2 separate regions of the Mus musculus genome follow, and region 2 is linked to region 1. Evidence: chromatin loops called from intact Hi-C (ENCODE). Cell type or tissue: heart. All regions are shown on one strand. Each heading gives the region's core, and the rest is flanking DNA. Links, peaks and the distances in the headings are about the cores only.

The links. Hi-C counts contacts between places; a loop is a spot of excess contacts. Peaks named below come from ENCODE experiments on the same cell type or tissue, not always from the same donor. Only the 100,000 strongest peaks of a DNase experiment are listed, where the experiment ranks them.
Region 2: it touches region 1 in a loop (3-fold over the local background); 3 of 42 quality-filtered maps call a loop at or near these places.

Annotation. Positions count from the first base shown.
Region 1 is chr19:21,379,316-21,391,370 of GRCm38, reverse strand. It overlaps Gda (guanine deaminase), which reads left to right. Exons shown (of 14, transcript NM_010266.2): 14 at 1-64. Among named protein-coding and RNA genes, the nearest start is that of Gda, 87 kb to the left of the region's middle. In heart, for the core only: a CTCF peak has its summit at 4,942; DNase peaks (open chromatin) are centred at 6,910, 7,320 and 9,480.
Region 2 is chr19:21,452,590-21,464,644 of GRCm38, reverse strand. The region is part of intron 1 of Gda (guanine deaminase); the gene reads left to right. Among named protein-coding and RNA genes, the nearest start is that of Gda, 14 kb to the left of the region's middle. In heart, for the core only: a CTCF peak has its summit at 6,477 (motif pointing left); a DNase peak (open chromatin) is centred at 6,994.

The DNA of each region.
Region 1 (12,055 bases), core at 2,098-10,097:
AATGTACTGGGTGAGCTCCTTTGTGCATCAGGAAAAAAAAATTAAATGAGATTTTGTGTTTCCATTGGTGTGTGTTGTGCTTGCTTTTTGCTTTGGTTGCAATTCCTATCAGTTCAATGGAAGAAGGATGATAATACAGTTTTCCTTTTTTATAATAGATTGAAAATGGACTATACTATTTCGCTGTGGGTCAGCAAGCATCTTCCGTCATATGATACTCACTGCACACTCCTTTTTAAATGATGCTGCTGCAGTGGCTCTTCTAGACTGTCAGCTGGTTCGGGTTGATTAGGGGAGTGGTAAAAACGTGTTCTAGTTGTGTCGATAAGGAAGTGCACGTAATGACTAGATCATTAGATCATGAAGACCGTGGCCTAAAGAACAATTTAATACACTGACAAATACAAATGTAGACTATAGTATTTGGAAGGGGTGGAACAAGAGCAGGTGAGGCCCTCATGGGAAAATGTAGGTCACTAGAGACGTGTTATTCGGGGTCATTTCTTGTCTTGGCCTCTTTCTAATACTGTTCCATTCAGCTTCCTGTCTGCCATGAAGTAAATCATTCTATCATGCCCTCCTTGCCATGATGGACAGATACCTGTGGTACTGTGAGCAAAATAAGCCATTCCTCTATTAAGCTGTTTATACCTCCTAACATAGCTACCATTCTCATCCTTTTGGAATCTGATCACGATGCTATTGGTTTTGGCATCACTGACTTTTCTTATTATTTAAGGCACATTTGTTTTTAATTTACGTGTATGCTCAAGTGCCTGTTATGTATACCATATGAATACAGATGCTGGTGAAGGTAAGAGGAAATGCCATATCTCCTAGAACTAAAAATATGGGTGGTTCTGAGCTTCCTGATGTGGGTGTTAGGATCTGAACTCAGGTCACCTGCAAGAGCAGCAAGTGTTCTTAGCTCTTGAGCCATCTCTCCAATGCTATTTTTTTTTTCATGTTTTAAAGCTACAACCCAGAGTAAGAAATACAGGTCATGCCAAGAATCAGCGCACTGGGATGTAGGAGAGGTAGATCTAAGGGGAAGTTGGTAGTTACAAGAACCTGCATTTTAAAAACCAGAAAGCTCTCAAAGAACCTAATGAAACATCTTGAAACCTTAGAAAATCAAGAACATAAGACATCTAAAACCAAAGAAAGAAAAAATAATAAAGATCAGAGTTGAAGTTAATGAGTTAGTAACCAAAACAAAAAACAAAAACAAAAAAAACAAAAACAAAAAAATCAAAACAAAAAGTCAACAAAGAGGAAGAATTAGAGTTGGGTTTTTTAATGATGAAAGAAAGGAAAGAAAGAAAGAGAGAAAGAGAGAAAGGAAGGAAGGAAGAGAACAAACTCTTAGCTAAGCCAACTAAAAGAAAAAGACCTAAATTAATAAAACTAGAGTTGAAATTGAGACATTACAGCAGATACCTTGAAAACCAGAGGATCACTGGAGATCATTACAGATCTTGAAAACTCACATTCTCACAAACTGGAAAAATCTAGAAGAAATAGGCAAATTTCTACACATATGCTTACCATTTGAGTAAAGAATATATTCTCTAAACAGTTGGTAAAATGAGATTGAACAAGAAGTCTCTCATCAGAGAAAAGCCCAGGACCAGACACATTCACAGATGAATTTTACCACCCACTTAAAGGGTCGGGGGGGGGGGGCAGGGGGCTGGGGGGGGGTAGGGCGGAGGGAGGCTTTGGGGAAAGCATTTGAAATGTAAATGAAGAAAATATCTAATTAAAAAAGAATGAATAAAAAAAAGACCAATAGCGCTCTTCATACTATTTTATAAAAGAGAAACGGAAGAATAAAAAACTCATTTTATGAAGGAAGGTGCACTGATACAAAGGCCAGATAACAAAAAAAAAAAGAAGTATTCACATGATGTACAGAGATACAAAAATAATAAACTACAGCAAATTTAATTCAGCACATTAGCATCATGACTAAGTTGGTCCCATTCTAGGGAAGTAAGAATGGTTTAGCAGCCATTAATTGATAAACATGTTAGATCAGAGATGCAATCGAGACCAAAAGTCATGTGATCATCTCAATAGATACAGAAAAGCCTTAGATGAGTTTCTGTTTGTTTGTTTGTTTGTTTGTTTGTTTGTTTGTTTTTCGAGACAGGGTTTCTCTGTGTAGCCCTGGCTGTCCTGGAACTCACTGTGTAGACCAGGATGGCCTCGAACTCAGAAATCCGCCTGCCTCTGCCTCCCGAGTGCTGGGATTAAAGGCGTGCGCCACCACCGCCCGGCTAGATGAGTTTCAATACTGCTTGATGTTAATAACTCTGAAGAAATTAGGAATAGAAAAAATCATACACCAACACTAAAGACCACAGTCGTTGGGTCTGTAGCCAATACTTTACTGAAGGGGAAATGGAAATGGATTGTCTCTGAAATCAGGAGCAAGGTAGGATGTCTCATTTTATCCTTCTTATCAAATATAGAACTGGCTATCTTAGCTACAGTAATAAGGCAAGAGAAATAAAAGATATACAAATGGGGAAAAGAGAAGTTAATTTTCTCATTTGTAAATGTTATGATCTTATACTTAAAATACCTTGACTACTCTACCAGAAGACTCTTAGATCTGATAAGTGCTTCCAGAAAAGTAGTAGGATACAAAATTAATATATCAACTCATTAACTTAATAAAATTAGTTAACACTGAACAAGAAATCAGGAAAACAATCCCGTTCACAATAGCCAAGACAAAATACACACACACCAGACAAAACAACAACAAAACTCACTAGCAACAAACCTAACTTAACCAAGGAGATTAAATACCTTTATGATGAAAACCTGAAGACACAGAAGAAAGTAAATAAGGCCCTAAAGATGCAAAGACTTCCTATGTTCACACATTAACAATACGCTTCCCATCAAAATTTCAATAACATACTTTACTGAACTTAAATCCTTACAGAAACATAAAATACTTGAGTAAAGAAAGCAACATGACAGATGTCACAATACCTGCTTTAAAACTATGCTACACTTAAAAGAACAGCAAGGTATTGGCACAAAAGATACTGTCTTAGTGTTCTATTGCTGCGAAGAGATACTGTGACCATGGCAACTCTCGGGAATGAAAACAGTTATTTGGGGCTGGCTTACAGTTTCAGAGGTTTGGTTCATTATGTCAGGGTGGGCAGCATGGTGGCATGCAGGCAGACAAGCTGCTGAAGAAGTAGCTGAGCATTCTAGATCAGAATCTGCAGCCAGCAGAAAGAGGGAGCCACTGGGGCTGGCTTGAGCTTTTGTGACCTCAAAGCCTGCTCCCAGTGACACACTTCCTCCAGCAAGGACACACCTCCTAATCCTCCTCAAGTAGTGCAACTCCCTGATAATTAAGCATCCAAATATATAAGCCTATAGGGGCTACTCTTAATCAAATCACCAAAGATATGTAGACCAATGAAATAAAAGACAGGACTCAACAATGGAGGAGTGTTCCTCTTTCTCCACATCCTCGCCAGCATCTGCTGTTACCTGAGATTTTTATTTTAGTCATTCTGACTGTTGTGAGGTGGAATCTCAGGGTTGTTTTGATTTGCATTTTCCTGATGACTAAGGATGTTGAACATTTCTTTAGGTGCTTCTCAGCCATTTGATATTCCTCAGTTGAAAATTCTTTGTTTAGCTCTGTACCCCATTTTTAATAGGGTTATTTGGTTCTTTTGAGTCCAACTTCTTGAGTTCTTTGTACGTATTGAATATTAACCCCCCTATCGGATGTAGGATTGGTAAAGATATTTTCCCAATCTGTTGGTTGCCTTTTTGTCCTATTGACACTGTCCTTTGCCTTACAGGAGCTTTGCAATTTTATGAGGTCCCATTTGTTGGGATCCCCAATAGAGGAGTTAGAGAAAAAGACTGAAGGAGTTGAAGGGGTTTGCAACCCCATAGGAAGAACAACAACATCAACCAACCAGACCCCCAGAACTCCCAGGGACTAAGCCATCAACAAAGGAGTACACATGGCTCTAGCTGCTTATGTAGCAGAAGATGGCCTTGTCATGCATCAGTGGGAGGAGAGGTCCTTGGCCCCATGGGAGTGGGTGGATGGGTGGAGGAGCACCTCACAGAAGCAGGGGAGAAGGAGGATGTGATGGGGTGTTTCTGGGAGGGAGGGAAACAGGAAACGGGGATAACATTTGAAATGAAAATAAAGAAAATATCTAATAAAAAAAAAGAAAAGAAAAGAAACAAAATACCCACTGGGCTTTATAAATGGCTCAGTGGTTAAGAGCACTTCCTGCTTTTGCAAAGAGGACTGAAATTCAGTACTCACTCCTGTAACCTCACCTCTGGGGGATTTGACACGTTCTGACTTCTGAAGACATCTACATATATGCACACACACACACACACACACACACACACACAAAATCAATCAATCAATCAATCAATCTTCAAAATGAAGAAAGAAAAGAATGTAGATTCTTTAAGAGGTACTGCCTAGAAAACTGGATATCCATGTTAGAAAGAACAAAACTAGATCCCTACATTTTACCCTCTATGAAAATCAGCTCAAAGACTTTAATATAAGACCCCAAAGTCTGAGACTACTAGAGAAACAAAGTCAGGAAATATGTCAACACATAGGCATAGGCTTTCTGAATGGGACTTTTGTAGCTCAGGAAACAGTAGCAAGGACTGTCAAGTGGGATTTCCAGAATTTAAAGTCTTATGCACATCAAAAACAGCTTGCAGATGGGAGAATGTCTTACCCAGCTAGTCATGTGATAGAGGGGTTGTGTCCAAGATAGACAGACATCCAAGGAAATGAATGACAAAGGAAAGGAGCAATCCAAGCAAGTGGCCAAAGAACTGAGCACACGTTTTTTCAAAGGAAAAAAAATACAAAGGGTCAGTAAATACAATACAAGATTCAAACCTGGCAACATCTTCAGCCACTAGGGAAATGCAAATTGAAACTGCATTGGTGGCGCATATTCCCCTGGTCAGAATGGCTGTCACCAGGGAAACAAGAACAAAGCTAGAGAAGGAAAAGGAACAGTAATAGGTGGTTGGATGGATGTTAAACTAATACAGCCATTTATGGAAATCAGTGTGGAGGTATTTTAAAAAATAAAAATGTAACTACCATGTAGCCCAGCTAACCCACTGCAGGATGTATACTTGAAACACTCCAAGTCGACATATAATAGAGCCACCCACATACTTGATTTATTATGGCACTCTTCACAATAGCCAAGGTAAAGATATGTAGTTCCTATGTGTATATGTATAATTTAGTTATAAAAAGAAGAAAGTCATGCTAGTGTGGCTGTGTGTCCCTTTAATTCTAACACTTGGGGAGGCACAGGGAGGTGGGTCATAGTAAGTTCTAGATCAGCCAGGGACACATAGTGAGATCTTATCTAAAAACACCAGGAGAAACTACAGAAAAACAGAAGAGATGAAAATCATGTTACTTGAAGGAAAATGAATAGAACTCAAAATCATCAGGGCAAGGAAAATGAACCAGACTCAGACAGACAACAGTTTCATCCTTCCCTCATCTGTGGAATTAAGATAAATGACAAAATGGCACAGAGGAATCAGGGAGTCTCCTGGAATAAAGAAGGGGTCAAGAGAAGGGGAGAGAAAGGAAGGCAGGGCAATCTGAAGGAGTGAGGATGTAACATTGTGTGCATGTAAGAAATGTCACATAAAACTGTTACTTGTACAAGACAAGAATAAGTTCCTGCTATAAATGGGCACGAACATTTAAAACACAGTTTTATAAAATAGTACTTTATCTGTGATGCCCTGGGCTATTTTTGCTACTATTATATTCCATTTTGTACTCTAAATTTTATTCTATGTTTGTGCTTTACTACGTGGTTTCTAGAAACTTAGTGGTTTTTAGAGCACCTGATGAGGTGTCAGCTCCAAAGCCTCTGTGTCACCATGAGCACTGTGCTAGGGTCCAAATCTAAGCTTGGCCTCGCCCAGCAGGGGAGGAGTCAGAGGTAGACGATTACCCTAGGTTTCCATGTCTCCAATGTTCTGTCCTTTGCTTTTATTTTAAGAAAAAGCTCAGCCGGGCGTGGTGGCTCACACCTTTAATCCCAGTACTCGGGAGGCAGAGGCAGGCGGATTTCTGAGTTCAAGGCCAGCCTGGTCTACAAAGTGAGTTCCAGGACAGCCAGGGCTACATAGAGAAACCCTGTCTTGAAAAACAAAAAAAAAAAAAAAAAGAAAGAGAGAGAGAGAGAGAGAGAGAGAGAGAGAGAGAGAGAGAGAGAGAGAGAGAGAGAGAGAGAGAAAGAAAGAGAGAAAGAAAGAAAGAGAGAAAGAAAGAGAGAAAGAAAGAAAGAAAGAAAGAAAGAAAGAAAGAGCTCCCTTTTATGTTTAGGGATAACTAGAAGGGATAACCAGTGTCCATCCTCAGGTCGTGAGGAGTAAGTGACATGCTGTACAGACAGCATCCAGCCACCTGGGTGCTCATAGTTCAGTAGATAGAGCCAGAAAGCTGGAACTCACACTGGAGACTAATTAAACCACTTAAATATTTATTAGTTTGTTTTTAAATATTAATCAAAATTAACCACTCAAAATTAATCAAAATATTAAGGGTCTTTTATGCCTAAAACATTCCACGTGTGATTTCTTAATGGTATTAAGTGTTCATGTTTCTAACTTACAGCATGAAGCTTAAAGCCAGTTGTAGATTCAGTCTATAAGTATAAATTTGCCCTTATCCCCAGGGCCTGAGCAGCTCTCAGAACAAGTCCATATGGCTCTCCCCAACCCCTTTCTCAGAACAGATGCAGGGTGTATTGGGACGGCAACATCTGAATACTGAGAAACTGTCTGGGCTTCTGAGATGTGGTGGCCCAGAGATCTAGTCCCTTGGGTAGGAAGCCTGAGGACCTTCCGCTGAAACATGTGTCAAATGCTTTAAGGCTCTGGCTACCCCAGGCAGCTTTCCTGAACTGGGGGGGGGGGGGCATACTTTCTGCAAATCCTCTAGTCATATTGTCTCCTAGCATGCACGGACTAGAAACCACAGCCCACACTGGACTGGGTTTTATGCTGGCTAGTTTTATGTCAACTTGACACAAATAGTCATTTTGGAAGAAGGAAGCTCTGTGGGAAAATGCCCCTCCCAGACGGGCCTATGGGCAAATTGTGCAGCGTGTTTTGTTTTGTTTTGTTTTGTTTTGTTTTGTTTTGTTTTGTTTTGATTGATGGTGAATATGGGAGTCCACCTTCCTCTGGATGGTACCACCCCTGGGCAGGTGGTTATAAGTTATACGAGAAAGCAAGTTGAGCAAGCCACGAGGAACCAAGCCAGTAAACAGCGTTTCTTCATGTCCTCTGCTTCAGTTCCTGCATGTACGTAAGTTCCTGCTCTGACTTCCCCAGGATGCTCTTCAAGCTGTGAGATGAAAGAAACCCTTTCTCTCCAGACTGCTTTGCCACAGTGTTTTTGCCACAGTGATGGAGACCTAACATGTAGGAAGGGATGCCTTACACACTTTGTTCTTCTTTTGGGGGGCATGTGGAGAGTTGAGACAGTTTTGCATGGCCTAGGCTGACCTTAAACTCACTGGGTACCTGAGAATAACCTGATCCTCTTATCTCCACTCTCAGGTACTGAGATTGCATGTATAAACAACCACACCCAACTTTGGCTTTTTGCCTTTTAGAGAGTAATTGAGGTAAAAATATCCAGAAGGGAAATTTCATGAACATGAATCATCAATAATAAATAAACAATAATAACAATGTCCAATTTGATGGCACTGTGTTCTGTTATAGCCATTAACAGACACATTGTTTTTACATTCCTGAATTAATGATTCAATAAAGTAAGACTTAGACATGAAATCCAGGAGAGAGACAAGGTACTTCAGGGATGTTTGAAGGTGTTACTCAGTGGAACAGAGCAGTAAGTTTTCATTGCCAACAAAAGCAGGTTTTTGTTTAAATCTTTCAAAGAATGGAGTTGGTACATGGGGATGGGAGGGTAAAGGAGGAAATATGTGAACAACTAACATCAAAGTTCTTTTGAAAAGACATATGAAAATTTACTACCATAAATGTTTTCATACACATATATTATATAATATATGTATTCATACATATATATTTTACATATTCTAAATATATAAATTTAATCCTAAAATATATACACATATGCTTCCTATATTATACATTTATATATAATGTATATATATTTAAATTCTCTTTATATGTATGTTACCATATATACATACATACAAACATACATACATATATACATACATGCATACATGCATATACACACATACATATGAAGGATTCACCATATAATGGAAGAAAGAGAATGTCCCTACTGGACAAGTTGACATGTTATACCATCAGGTAAAACACTCAGTACCAGGGATGGGTTCCATCTTGTTAAATCCTTGGTCAAAGGGCTCCTGTGGACACTCCCATCCCAAGTATCACAGGCTGTTGCCAAAGCTATTGGCTACTCTCCATACCCTGATGGTCCTATTACTGAAAGACAATTTGCTTATGTCCTCAAACGTGGAGAAATCAAGTCGGTTCCTAAGTAAAAGCTTCACACCTATGGACTAGTTAGTATTCATGGTGCTGGGAGGTACTGGAGGAGAAGACTAGTTATCAGTTTAGTCTCCAAGTGGTTACAAACCCTGGGCCTAGGACAGAAAGTTGCTTGCATGATGTAGTGATGGAACTGTGGCACAAAGAATGGGAGGAACCAACCAATCTTTGATTGGATTTAAGGTCCACTCCATGAGATGGGAACCACATCAGACACAGGAAAGTGTGGAAGAACCTGAGATTAGTTAGGTCATTAGCCCTAGAGGAAAACTTATCACCGCTATTCAGCTATAGGAACATAACAATAATATTCTAATAATGATCTCTGGCTATAGTCATAGATCAGAGCATCTATCAACCCTCATCAGAGAAGCTTATTCATGCTGGTAATTAAAACAGGAGCCCACACATAGACGATCTACAGAAAGAGAAAAACTTTGGATCACTCAGTCCTAAGTGGGATGCCATAATGTGACCTCTCCCTCCCCTCCGTGCTCGGGGATCTATGCTGGGATTCTCTATTCGGGATCCCTCTTGAGGTTTAATTAAGACAGGGAGACATCTACATAGTTAAAGTTGTTGCTGTTGTTGTTGTTTTCTGGGGCAGCCTCTCAGCTAGTGTCTAACTTAACCCTTCTTTTCCACCCCTCCATCTCTCTGCGTGCTTCTCGTTGTCTGCTTCCTAGCTTCTTTCTGTTTCCCTTTTTCCTCTCTCAACGGCTTATATGTCTCTCTCCATCTCTCTGCCTGCCTGGATTTCAGGCTGGAACTTCCTGCCCAACCCCAGCTGCTAGCTCTTTATTATGGAAAAAGCCACAATACTACCCAATCAGTTGGCAGGGGAAGGTCATCTCTCCAGGGCAACTTGCCTTTCTTTTAAAGGCAAGCAAGGAAGTGACTTTACAAATCCCAAGAGGCTGGTCCCAAGTAACAATTGAAAATACAAGGGCACACTTTTCATAGCCAGAAAATACAATATTTGTGGGTCACCCAAACAGAGGGAGTGGAAAGATAATAAAAGCCCATGGTACTGGATGACGTCAAGGAAATAGAATCCATCAGACAAAACAGGACTGGTACACATGAACTTACAGAGATGTCAACAGCTTGCACAAGACCTACACTTGTTTAAACCAGACAAAAATCTTAGCACAGAAAAGGAAAAGTAGACACCAGGTCCCACCCCAGTCAAACTATTTACAATTAATATCTTCTGGCAAAGGGAAAATCAGTTTTCTTCAATGGAGTGTCACTGGTTACTATAAGGGTCCAAAAGTCACAGAAGGAAGATCCCAGACTGAGATAGTATGCAGAGACAAAGAGTGTTTACTCTGCAGAAACAACCAGCATTGGGGGGTAGAGGTTCAACCATTTTGTGAAATGGGGATCCCAGACAAAGGCGTGCAGGCCTTCTTATAGGGAACTGGGGAAACCCTCTAGAAGGATTAGGTCATCTAAAATACCATTGTTGAGTACTCGGGGGGTCACAGGTGGTCAGTGGTCTGCATTCCTATGTCAAGAATGTTTAACCATAGGATGAGCTAGGACTGTCCAGCCTAGATGGCCCATTCCGAGTTAAGATATTTCCCCATTTTTGTGATTATCCCCAGGCAGTAACTTGTTTCTAGATTTTTATGGTCTGTTCCTGTTCCTGGAGCTGGTGCCTTATGGCCTTAAAAAAAAAAATCACAGTTATCTATAGGATGGAACACAGGGCCGCCAATGGAGGAGCTAGAGAAAGTACCCAAGGAGCTGAAGGGGTCTGCAGCCCTATAGGTGGAACAACAATATGAACTAACCAGTACCCTCCTGAGCTCGTGTCTCTAGCTGCATATGTAGCAGAAGATGGCCTAGTCGGCCATCAGTGGGAAGAGAGGCCCCTTGATCTTGCAAACTTTATATGCCCCAGTACAAGGGAACGCCAGGGACAAGAAGTGGGAGTGGGTGGGTAGGGGAGCAGGGTGGGGGGAGGGTATAGGGGACTTTCGGGATAGCATTTGAAATGCAAAGGAAGAAAATATCTAATAAAAAATTTATAATCTCAAAAAAAAAATCAGTCCCAGTCATGAAATGGAGACAAATGGGTTTATGTCACCCTTTATCCTTTCAGTAATATCAAACATACTCCAGGGCAGGTCTCAAGGCCAGGAGTACAGGAGTAGTTAGCCAACAGCGAATGAACTCCACTTGGTTGTTTGTCTTTTTGGTTTAGTTTGGCTTTCTTTTTTTTTTTATCATTTCCTTTTTCTTTTTGAGAGAAAGAACAAGAAGTCGGGTGGGAATGGAAGTGGGGGAAGATCAGGGATGTTGGGAGAGGGGAAAGAATATGATCAAAATCTATTGTATAAACATTTTAATGGAAAAATAGATAAAGGGGAAGGATTCTCTGTTCTTTAAATTAATAAAATGACCTTTTAAGGAGTAATGCATTTTTCCCCACCAAGTCAGGCATCGAGTCTTTCTCTAGCCATGTCCCTACTGTGCACTGTCATTGTAAATGTATATGAATTCAGTACACTGTTTGATAGCTTTGTGCTTCCATAATAGTTAGATCTGGTTAAAGTGGGAATAAGGACAGGCAGTTGAAAGCACCTTATGATGACAGCTTTGCTGGGAAATACAGCCATTGTCACTCAGAAAAAGAAATGATTTACCCTCAGAACAAAAGCAGATTTTCAAAGATGGAAATGTGCAGAATACACAGAACATCTTTTCCCTAGAGGCTGTCAGGCTGTCCTGAGACAGAGACAGCACGGCTTGTCTATAGGAAGAGAACTAAAGTGGTGCGCTCTGAAGCCAGACACAGGAGGAAGCCGGGCCCTGGAATGGCTGCTGGTCACAGCTGAAGTCTCTGTTCACCTTCATGAACAGGAGCACCTGCTGCTCGCTGCAAAATGATCCCTGGCCTGATCATCTTGGACAGACTCCAAATTAAACTCTGTCAAATCCAGTCATAGCCTTTAATGAGCAACCTAAGGAAAAGTTTGAGTCTTTATCAATTTCTGTGGTGTTTCCTCTCTTAGAGTTCCTAAGAGATTTGATAGAGCCTTGGTGTTTTCTGTTTCTGCATTTGGCTATTTTGTTGTTTTGTTATGTTTTGTTTTGCATTCAGCGGAAGTTGCTTCTGGCCACACTCGAGCCAGGGAAGAAGTGCAGGCTTTGTGCTTGGGAAGCTCTGACTGAAACCTTGACTGAAGCACGCAGTCTGTTTAAAGGGATGAGGGCCCTTTGCCATTCTAGAGTATAAATGACGAGGTTCAGAAAAGTCAGTGCAAGCACTTCTCCGGGCTCATGCACTGTGCGAGGTGAGTCGCACCTGGCAACTTGAGTATTTTGAACTGATTTATATAACCACATAACCCCCACCAGCATGGTGAGCAGAATGCAGTGCCAAGATAGGCACCCAACAAAATCCCATGGCAGTGAGTCAGAGTGTTGAATAAAATCATCTCTGGGT
Region 2 (12,055 bases), core at 2,656-10,655, 73 kb before region 1:
TTTAATGCCTGCTGTGAGGTACTAAGAGGGCAGATAGTTGATTTGAGGATGAGGTTTTGAAGGTGTGGTCCTTGGTATGTGAATCAGACTAGGTAAGTTCCTTAGAGTTTACTTCCCATTGTAAGACTGGTGTCTTGATAAGTGCGAGACCAGAACACACACAGACATACACAGACACACACACACACACACACACACACACACACAAACACACACAGACACACACACACACACACACACACACACACACACACAGTCTCTGTGGTGCTCAGTACTACTTCAGGACTCTGCCAACTCTCTGAATAACCATGGTTATTCATGGTGCTACAAAACCAGCAGCAGAAATGGACTAAGGCTAAAGCTGCCTCCGTCAGACAAATCAAAGCTCTGAGCTGTTTGCCTTCCTTCCACGTGTGCTCAAATCTTTGTCTAAAGTTCCATGCAAACACCATCACAAATCTTTTTATTGTTTTTTTAATTACTTCTTCCTCCATTGAAGTCCTTTATTGTCTGTTTTTATTATAGAAAACTCCTATGCCTTTGCTCTTTCTGATTTGTGTGCATTCTCATTCAAATCACAACTTTATGTTCTTGTTGCATCTATAAAAAGTAGAAAATATGCAGTACTTCCTAGCAAACACAGGCTCTTTCAAATAGAAGAGGTGTTCAGTAGATATTTATTCAGTCTGAAAAGTTATAGCAACCATTACATAGTTTGTCTTCCTTATATGCATTAGTAGGAACAACACTGGATATAATTTAGTATGGTCTCAGGAGTGATTTTTATTGAGCAAAATATACATGTTCAGAAGCCGTGATAGTGATTAAATCCATTTTGCTTTGAACATGATGTTATTTTAAAGAGGATTTTTTTATGACAAAACATAAGAATTGAAGATTGCTTTTCTGATTTTGCTACCTCTAGTATATCATACTTTTATTGGTTTATTCTACAGATATTGAGCACCTGCTGTATATACACGCTTGGTATACCAAAGAGCTAGGTTCTGTAGCTAATTCCTCAGGCACAACATATTCCAGCTTCAGTAAAATCTCAGATAAAATTTTAAATGAATTAATTTTCTTTAATGAAAGTTAGACTTCAAAATTAATACCATCAGTGGCTACAATGGCGAGTAACAGAAAGCCCAGAGAAGTGGTGTGGTTTTCCCAGTGAGATACACAGCAATGTTGAGGTTTGAATCCAAATCTGTTTTCTCTGCAGCGTTTATAACTTTATGAGTCTGATTCAATGACTCCTGCCTCCTACAGGGTTGGGGTAGAGATCAGTCGTTAAAACATGTGCCTCACAACCAGTAAGAGCATGAAGAAGCAGTACAAGTGTCTGTAATCCCAGCAAGTCCCTACCAAGAGGATGGACATTGGGCTCGCTAGTCTACTGTAAGCAACAGAAAAACAAGAGGTCCTATCTCAAACAAGGCTGAAGGCAGGACCTCAGGCCATCTTCTGGCCTCTACAATCTCTACAATCCTCCCCATATCACACATCACATATCATGCACACGCACACACATACACACATACACATACACACACACACACACACACACACACACAGAGAGAGAGAGAGAGAGAGGAGAGAGACAGACAGACATGACACTAGGTATATTTCAGCAACTGAATCATTAACTTTTTCTTTCAGTCCTGCCTCCTTGATCCCATACCTATGAATTCCAGACAGAGACACCCCTGTCATTTATTCTGCAGTGGTGTTTAAGATCTCTAACCTGTCATTCCCTCTTAGTTCCTTCTCCTTGGAACTGTGTGTCTTTTTTAGACTCTTTCTTCAGCAGTGTTTCCATTTCTTGTTAGTAAAGATATTCCTATCTATCAGTTCCCATAGCCTATCAAATATAAGTAACATCTGGATGTGTCAAAATATCCTCAGCCTTCTTACAACTGCAATCTTTTAATTAATTTATGTATTTATTCACTTGACATTCTGATTGTACTCTCCTTTCTGTCTCTCCTTTCCTCCTAGTCCCACCCCTATATACTTCTCCCCCCATTACCTTATTCTCCCCTTGGGTGCCACCCTGACCTGGAACATCCTATTGGAGCAGGATTAAGTGCATACCCTCCCTCTGAGGCCCAACGAGGCAGTCCAGTTAGGGGGAACGGATCCAATGGCAGGCAACAGAGTCAGAGATAATCTCCACTCCAATCATTAGGGGACCCACATGAAAACAAAGCTGCACATTTGCTACAAATGTGTAGGGGACCTAGGTCCAGCCCTTGCATGCTCTTTGGTTGGTGGTTCAGTCTAAAAGATATATATTTTTTGATTGCTAATTGATGTGGGGGATCCAAGTCCACTATGTATAGTACAGTTCCTGGGCAAGCAGACCTGGACTGTCTAAGAAAGGTAGTTACAACAAGGAGAGAAAGCCATTGAGCAGGGTTCCTCTGTGGTCTCTGCTTCAGGTTCTACCTTCAGGTTCCTGCCTTGAGTTCCTGTGGTGGCTTCTCTAGATGCTATACCTATCACCTGTAATGCAAATAAGCCCTCCTTTCTCCTCCTTGCTTTTAGTCATGTTTATCACAGCATCAGAAAGCAAACTGGAGCAGCATACTAGATGTGTACTGATGCTTTCACTGTTTAAACATTTGTCAACGTTTAAGAAAATAAATTTGAGTTCCCACCCAATTGCATGTATTGGAAAAATAAATGCCACTTGTGTTGGAACCTTGTTTTGTTTTCTTTCCATGTGACAAAGATTTCTGTGGAATTGCATAAAAATCCAAGTATGCCATCATTCATTCCCAGGCAGTGACTAGATCTCCATGTGTGGGGGTGCTGCTCTTATTTTAGAGCTACAAGTATGAACAGGATAGAGCTGCTCTGTCAGGGAGCCTTTCATCACTTTTGAACGTGTGTGTGTGTGTGTGTGTGTGTGTGTGTGTGTGTGTGTGTGTTGAACTTCTGGAAAGAAATATTAAAACAAAACCAAAACAAACACTTTCTTTTGTAGTGTAGGATGGGAAAGTTGATTGTTTCAGGTGTAGTTTTAACCGTTTGTGTTGTTAGATTGGTTTTTTATTAATCCTCGTGTCTTTACTTTAAACTTTGTATTTTCTTTCTTTCTTCTTTTTAATTGCACAACATACATTGCACAGTTTAACGAATATGATTCAGTTTGCTCCTTGTATTCAGAGCGGTGGACATTTCACCATCATGACCAGTGTTTAGCTCTGGAGTTGCACACTCCCTCAGAGGAACCTCATGACCCATTGAGCAACTGCACTAAACCTCCTTCCTCATTCTACTAGATTTACTACCAGGCCTCCTTTATATACAGACTTGTATATGTTGGCTTTTGTTAAGAAATGAACACCACTAATGAACCACCTTTTATGTAGGGCTTTATTTACTTAGCACACACAGTTTCAAAGCATATTATGCCATGGTGTGTGCCTAAACCCACTCCTTTTTATAGCTTAATACCATTTTATTGTTTGATTATGCCACATTTAAAAAAGATCTGTTCTTCAGCTGAGGGACATTTGGGATATTTACACCCTCTGGCTACTGTCAACAGTGTTTCTATGAACATTTTGTCCACAAATTCTGAAAACCAATTTATTTTAGAAAACACTGTTTCATGGTTCCTGGTTGCCTCACCATGGGTTGCATCTGGCCTTATTGGTTCTCCAGGCTTCCATAGCTTGTGCTTTGGGTCTTTGTCCATACCCCGTCACCTCCCACCTGCTATAAGAATGTTCCTTCGAGGACTCAACTTGAACTGAGCCTAGTTATAGACAGCCATAATCCCAGCAAGCAGGGGGACCAGGAGGAGTTCAAAGCCAACCTCAGTCTCAGCTACACAGTGCGTTAGAGACTAACCTGGTCTACATGAGACTCTATCTTAAACCAAAACAAAATCTTTTAAATTAACCCCCAGTTCCTTAATGAGGTCCTAGAGCATGCCTAACCTTCAGCTCACAGGCAAGGCTGACCCATGACTCTTTTGTATCCCCTGCTTTTTGCTTATAATCTTTCACTGCCTTTTCAGAATCTTCCCCATAGTCTAACCCTGAAGACAGGTCCTTGGCTTTAACACTTTTATATAGACCATACTTGAATATGGTAGGCATTCAGATTAGCATATGTTGGGTAAACAATGGTTAGATTTTTTTTTTTCACCGTGGATTAACCTGATTGGAAAAGTTGACTTTACATACCAGTCCAATGGAAAATGGGAAAAGATTGTCTTCCAAAGGATTTGAGTGAAAATTCTGGGATTTTGCAATCTACATACTAAGTAACGCTACATTTGACAAGGGGAGCTCTTGCTGATCTCATGCCCTGGTATATAATTAAGACCCTTGGAAAAGTAGATTTTTAATTAGACCATGAAAACTCACAGTTCTCAATGCCTTTGACTTGACTTACGTAAAAGGCATAATGTTAATCACAAAGGCCACTTACTCCTTTAGTTCCACTGTGTGGTAGAGGCTTTGATTCTTCATGAAAGGGCAATTTACTTGGAGTGCTGCTTGCAAATCACCACTTAACAATTTATGGTCCTAGAACATGGTACACCCTCTACAAATAAGAGTTCTTATTAGCCATCTCCTGTTCCTCACAGTGTTTGACAGTGCTTTCGTTAAAAAAAAAAAATTAAAAAACCAAAAACTGGCATCCAATGAGTGCTTTGGAATGAAAGAATAGAAAGGACTGCAATTCAGAGTATAGAGTAGACAAGGCATAGTTACCAGTCTCAGCTGGTTTTGATCAGCGTGCTTGCCCCTAGGAAGTAGCATCATTAGTGCCTCTACACAGCAAGGCAGAGAGTTTTGTCCTGTACTCCTTAACCCGGTAACTGTTGTTGGGGTTTTATTTCTACATATGGGGGAATAGGTGCATGTGGAGCATGGGTGCTTGATAGCCTGAAGCCCCCCGCTTTTAAAAAATGTGGAAGTAATTTTGAATGCCCATTTCAGTAATCCATTCATACTTTATGTTCCGGCAAAGCCTGTGGAGCCATTATGCTGTGTTCTTGAGGGCTGACAATAGCTGATGAAAAATCCAGGATGTTAGCATGATTGAAGAAGATGATAAGCAGCAGATGCATAAAGGTCACTTTTTTTTTGTACTCAGAATCAATAAGTGTGGTGGTTTGAATATAAATGTTCTCTATAGACTCATATATTTGAATGCTTAGTCAACAGGGGTTGGGACTCTTTGAGAAGGATTAGGAGGATTAGGAGGCGTGGCCTTGTTGGAGGAGATATGTCACTGGGGGTGAGTTTGAAGTTTCAAAAGCCCCCATCAGGCCCAGACTTATTCTCTCTGCACACGGATCAGAATGTAGCTCTTATCTACTGCTCGGTGGCTGCCTGCAGGCAGGTCTCCCTGTTCCCTGCCATGGTGATAATGGATTAAACCCCTGAAACTGTAAGCAAGCCCACAACTAAATGCTTTCTTCTATAGGAGTTGTAGTGGTCATGGTGTGTCTTCATAGCATTAGAACCATGACTCACAACAGTCAGATGCATATGAGTTGGTATATAATATCTACCAAGGGGGAAGTGCTGAGTTCTGTGTAGATTTAAGTCCAGAGAGGAGGTGCTTCAAAGATGCATATTTGCTGAAGGCACAGTTAAGTTTTTCTTGAAGGTCATGGAGATATTAATTAGAAAGACAGAGATTGAAAAGGCACATGGAAAGAAAGACACAGGGGTGGGGTGGGGAGAGGAGCTAGGAACTTTTACTGAAGCAGAAAGAAGCAGAAAGGCTAGAATGGAGCTGGAGGGAATAAGGCAAGCCACACTGAATGATCATCCCAGTGGTTATCAGAGGACTTTTATGCAAATGGTTTTGCTGATGCCATTTTGAGGTCAGTACCTACCTCCATGCTCTAGAGACTTTAAACACCCTGCTAATGTCTTATGGATCCTTTCATTTCAAGTGACATACCTATGTGCATATCATCGATTGTGGATCCCCTCGACACAGTCTTATTTTACACAATGTTTCCTGGCCTTCCCATGCTGTGTAGGGAGATCTCTCTCCAAGGGTATTTCAGAAATTAAGATGCTGCTTTTGGTATTAGGTTGACTCCACGTAAAGCAACAACAAGAAATCATGAAGTTGGGAGGGGGTCTCGGAGGAGTTGGAAGGCACGGTGGGCATGGATATGATCAAAACACATTGTGTGTGTGTGTGTGTGAAATTGTCAAGGAATAGTTAAAAATATGTCTTAAAATACTACTTTTCCCCATTTACGAATATTCAACTTGAGTGGATGCCACCCACAGCATTAACACACTTAAGTGTCAGAGTTCAGAAGTAATTGTAGCCCTGTTACAAATGAAATAAGAGGGTTGGAGATAGCTCAGCAGTTCAGAGCACTATTACTCTTGCAGAGGACCCTGGTTTGGTTCCCAGCACCCATGGGGAGGCTGACAGCAACCACCTGTAACATCAGTTCTTGTGCATCTGACACCATCTTCTGGCCCCCACAGGTACCACATGCATATGTACATACATGCAGGCAAAACATAAACACAAAATTTAAAAATATGTTATTTCTTTTCTCAGGAGTAGAATTTAGCATCTGTTTCACTGGGATGCTAGACACTGTCAGTATCTTCATTTCAAAGAATAGGAAGTAATGAAGGTTCACTTCTAAAGGTCCAACCGGCATGCCTCGTCTATAAAATTGAGCTTGTTTTACAATGGAATAAACAAATGAAACCAAGTCACATAGTAGAATTAGATTCTTTTCATTATTCAGAATTGCAGAGCCAGAGATGTGGCTCAGTGACAGAGGGCTTGCCTAGAGTGTGCTGAGCCCCGTGTACCACCCTAAGCACTGAGAACAAATGCATCATCAAAATAAGAGTCCTAGGTGCCAAGGAAGCATTTGAAAAAAAATGTATCGTTTCTCTTAAAGAACTGGGAACAGCCTCCCTAGCTGCTCCGCACCTCCCTCCCCAGTGATGACTGTTCACGGAAAATGATTTAATCCAGTTGAGCAAAACAACATGTCAGTGACTAACACTAAGGAGGAAATCACAACCTTTGGCTGCATGAATGGAAGCCTCTACAATTGTTCACATCCCCATCTGTCCAAACAGTCAAGTGGGAAGAAGGAACACAGGATTTTTTTTTTTTTTGCTACATTGATGGCAATTGAAATGAGAATAAGGAGACAGATCTTGCAATTCAGACAGGGTTTAGGAGTTTCAGAAGTGGCATGTGGTTTGATGGAGAGTGAGGGACAGGAAAAGAGGTGGAGAGAAATAATGGAGCAAGCCAGGCAAACTCATTTGTACCAGCTTTTTAGATGATTGAATTTCCCATCTTTTGGTCCACACCCTCTGTTGACTTCCCCAACCTTGTGCAGATCTGTCTTTGAGCCCCAAGATTTGAAGACCTTAAAGAATGGGGCAGGCTACAGTCTACTCCAGTAGACAGCCTTACTTCCATTCCAGTGTACTTTTATACAGGAATGGAACAAAGAAAACGGTGGTCCAAGGAAGGCTGTTTGAGTTTAGAAAAACATTATCAGAAAAACTTAGAAAAGCATGTAAGTAAACACATATTAACGGAGCAGCCCTTTCCAGAACCTTCTTAGGACAGGAAATTTAAACAGAATTGCCCGGCAAGTACTATAGATTATATCTGGGAAGGCATGAGAACAAGACAGAAAAACATATCCAGATGCAGCACACACTAAGGACAGCACTCAGCATACCCAGAAGTACCGGAACCAGATTGGGTTCTCTAGCTCTGCTCCGGACAGCCAACAGGAATAAACATGTCCTGCGAACTGAATGCAAGTAATTGTTTCAGGAGGCATGAAATCACTTCCAAGAACCATCCAGGAAACAAAATCTAGACGAGGTAAAAGGCCCTCACCTCTTTTCCTGGAGCCTCGCTCACATTTCCCCCAAAGGCATTGTTTACCATGGATCATTCTTTTGACCATGTTCTGAAAGCCCACAACGTTCTTTTCCTACAGTCACTCGTCCACTCCCAGGAACACCACTCTGTGCTTTCTCAGAGCATCCACGACTCAGCCCATGATGCCAATCTGATGCTTACAAATGCGCTGCCAGGCATTAGTCGAGATTTCAAATATTCATGAGAATTTCATTTCCTCAGGCAGAAAGTAAACTCTCAAGGTGTGTTCTTGTACAATTGCCTGGACTTTCAGTAGCTTTATGGGCATGTGACTTAATTTAAATACTATCCGGTTCTTTGATAGGCTGCCTTTTTGGACATAGCAAAAGCTTATTCGAGACCATGTTAATCATCCTTCTGTCCATCTTGGTATTTCTGCTCCCAGGCTCCAGGTATGGTGATTTGCTTGTCAGAGACCCTGTCACACACAGGGGTGACTTTTTCCACTAATTCACCTGGAAGGCAATCTATAATTGTGGTTGACCATGTCTGCTGTTCATGGTCTCTTCATTAGCTGTGTGGCTGAAGGGCCTCTGTGTAACTTGTCCTGGCATGTATGTGGTAACTCTCAAGAAGATGCTGGAAGGGCTAGAAAGATGGCGGCTCACTGAATAAGAACACTTGCTGCTTTTCCAGAGGATGCAAGTTTACCTCACAGTGCCTACACCAGACACTCTCCACCTGTAACTCCAGCTCCAAGGGATTAGATGCACTCAGGCTTCTGAGGGTACTATGTGCGCGCGCGCGCATGCACACACACACACACACACACACACACACACACACACTAAAACTTAGAAAAATCAGTTGAAAAGTAACCAACTCTTAACATAACATTTTTAAGACAATCTGTGAATAAGGAAGATGCAAAGATGTGTCCTTATTAAAAAAAAATCTTTTTAAATGGCTGTTGCTGCTGACTGCTGTGGTCTATCGATTCTGTGAGCATGCATCATGTTCTACAACTGGAGTATGTAATTAGGGACTTAGAATGTGCTCTTCAAAAATTTGTGAGATAGGTTGGAAAATTATTATTGCTACTAATGGTAAATCATTGTATGACCCTGTATCTCAGAAAAACTGGGTCTGTACAGGCGCTGGAAACAGGAAGGTGGTGGTAATGTTAGAAAGTGGTATCTCGTGTGTGTGTGTGTGTGTGTGTGTGTGTGATATATCAGATCTTGACCTTGATGGAGATATTTGGACCTCAGTCGTTTCTTTCTGCATGTTGGCCACTATGAGATCAGCAGGGCTGCTCTACAAAACACTAATATCCACCATGTACTCTGCTTCTGTAGGCCCAGGTATCCACGCACTGAACCACCGAGCCAAAATAAACCTTTTCTCTTTATAACCTGATCATTAAGGGTGTTTTGTCTCAGTGATGGGAAGCTGCTCAATACAGTCATCATATGCTAGTCACTGATTCAAAATGCAATGTATTATCCCATGTCACTTATTGAAGGGCCTCTGTAAGCTACATACTGCTTATGTGAATTTTTTTAGACGAAGAAACAGTCACCAGTAGTTTAAGTTCTCTATTGAAGTCACTTTCAGTCTAATAACCTGATACTGCAGGCTATTTATAGCTGTTGGGCTGTGGAAACAACTGAAGATGATACTGGTATTTAAATGTTTGGGGATGCATGATCATCTTCAGATACAGCCATCAGCCCTCTGTGTTTTCATCGTCTTCTGGCCTATTGTCTCACCAGGGAGAACTTCTGAGGCATTCTGCCAATATGTCTGAAGCAATCAATTATGTGACCCTTCCAAGGTTATTAATTATTTTTTAAATAAAATTTCTAATTATTCCCGTGACACTGTCCATGTTGTTGATACATGTTAGAGCCATCTACTATCATATATCTATCTACTTTGTCTTTACAGAGCTGACAGTCAAACTCAGGATTTCATACATGCTAGGTAATGACTTTAGCCACACAGCGAGCCACCTGATAAGACATTAGAGTTAGCTGAGGTGAATGTAAACTTTTGGAAGTGCAGGAACGTCAACTAAAAGTTGTGCGGCCATGACTTTTACATAGGAGAAGAATTTGTTAGGCCAGGAGCTGGGCTCCTTCTGAGTTTCTTTTTCTTAGCTGTAGTTGTTTGTTGAGCTAAGCAGGTAATTCAATAAAGCCAACAATGTGTTGATCTTGTGTAACATAACCCCAAGTCTATTTTAGAGCCACCACAAAGAATATAAACAAGGCGACAGTATCAAGTTACAGGAAATACAGGAAATATTTCTTAATGAAATAAGAATTGGTCAGAAAAACAAAAAGTTTTTTTTCTTTATTTTAAGTTTGTCTTCCACCCCTGAGGACTGGTAGGGAATTCCTGTATATGAATTTCCAGGAGAAATGGCTCAGTGGTTAAGAGTACTGGCTGTTCTTCCAAAAGTCCTTAGTTCAATTCCTAGCACCCTTATGGCAGCTCACAACCATCTGTAAAGCCAGTCCAAGAGGATCTGGTACCCTTTTATAGCCTCACAAAAATACCTATGGTACACAGCTATACATACAGGCAAAATACTCCACATACATTTTATTTTAAATAATCTATTCTTTTAGAAATGGAGTCATGACCTTAATTGACTTGGCTCTTCTGAAGGCACACTCCCTAGACAGCCATCATCACTGCTCTATGTGCTCTTGTTGACTTGATAAGCAGGATTCGTAAACAAACTTGTGACTTAGTTAAAGACTGTCTCTGAAGGCACAACGACTTTGGCCTTCTGCTAAGTTCAAACAGGACCACACTTAGCTTTTCTGCTACCTCTCAACTCCTCAGATGCAAGTTGCCAGGTAAAAATAAACTAATCTAAAACGTTTGGTTTCCCAGGGGGAACTGAGAGTGGCTTTGAGATCAGTGTGACAGGTAAGGGTGACTACTGCTGTGGGGAGGTATCATGACCGAAACAAACTTGGGGGAGGAAAGGGTTGATTTTAGCTAATGCTTCCATATCACAGTTCATCATCGAAGGAAGACAGGGCAACAAGTCATGATGGGCAGGAACCCAGAGGCAGGAGCGGATGTAGAGGCCATGGAGGGGTGCTGCTTACTGGCTTGCTTATCATGGCTTGCTCAGCCTGCTTTCTTATAGAGCTTAGGACCACCAGCCCATAATAGGCTGGGCTTGCCTCCATCAATCAGCAATCAAGAAAATGCTCGACGTGCTTGCCTATCGTTGAATCTTATGGAGACTTTTTTTTTTTTTTTTTTTTTTTGCAATGGAGGCTCCCTCCTTTTTGATGTCTCTAGCCTGTGTCAAGTTGACATAAAACTAGCCAGTACACTGATTATGATGGAAAGCCTTGCCATGGCCATAAAAATGGTGGGGCTAGTGACCACAGCAACTCCTCAGATAGGAAGGACCCTTGTGTGAGGGCTCTGGGAGAGTGTCCTCTATTAGTCTACACAGCTGTGACCCAGTAACCAACAAGGCTGAAAATAAAAATAAGAAAAAATGACAAGCATATGGGACAATGGGATGTACTGTCATTTTAAAATTGAGTAGTGGACATCACAGATTAGTTTCTCGTATCTGCAAAAAAACAAGTATTTTGTTTGACTAGCCGATGCTGTTGTGCAGGAGCACCTGTGTACTGATGTGCCGAGCCCCTAATCAGCTTGGAGGTCTTGGAATGAGACATTTGGGTATAGTGACTTTAGTGGCAGTATTCTAGTTTGTAGATGAGATCCTCAAGAGGTCACAGGTGGTACCTGGAGAAGTGAGGAATGCATGTGAAAGACTAGGCAAAAAAAAAAAAAAAAAAATGAAGCTTCGTTGCTGCCTTTGTACCAAAACAGGTTTTCTCAGCACCCAATAACAAGGTTTTTGTCAGGTTGTATATAAAGGAAATTTTATAAGTGAAGTAATATGGATCTCAGATTACAAGTTGGGATAGCTAAGCTCTAGAAGGTATCCTGTTTCTCTGAGGATGCTTGGCAGCATCTTACACATCGAAGAAACAGGCACCCAAGCCACCATTTCAGCCGGGTCTCTGCTAATCCCTTTTAGTTTTATAAATCATTTTCTATCATGAGAAAATTAACAAGGGCTTCAAATCATTATGTACTGAGTGCTTTCTGTGTGCTGGACTATGATAGGTGACAA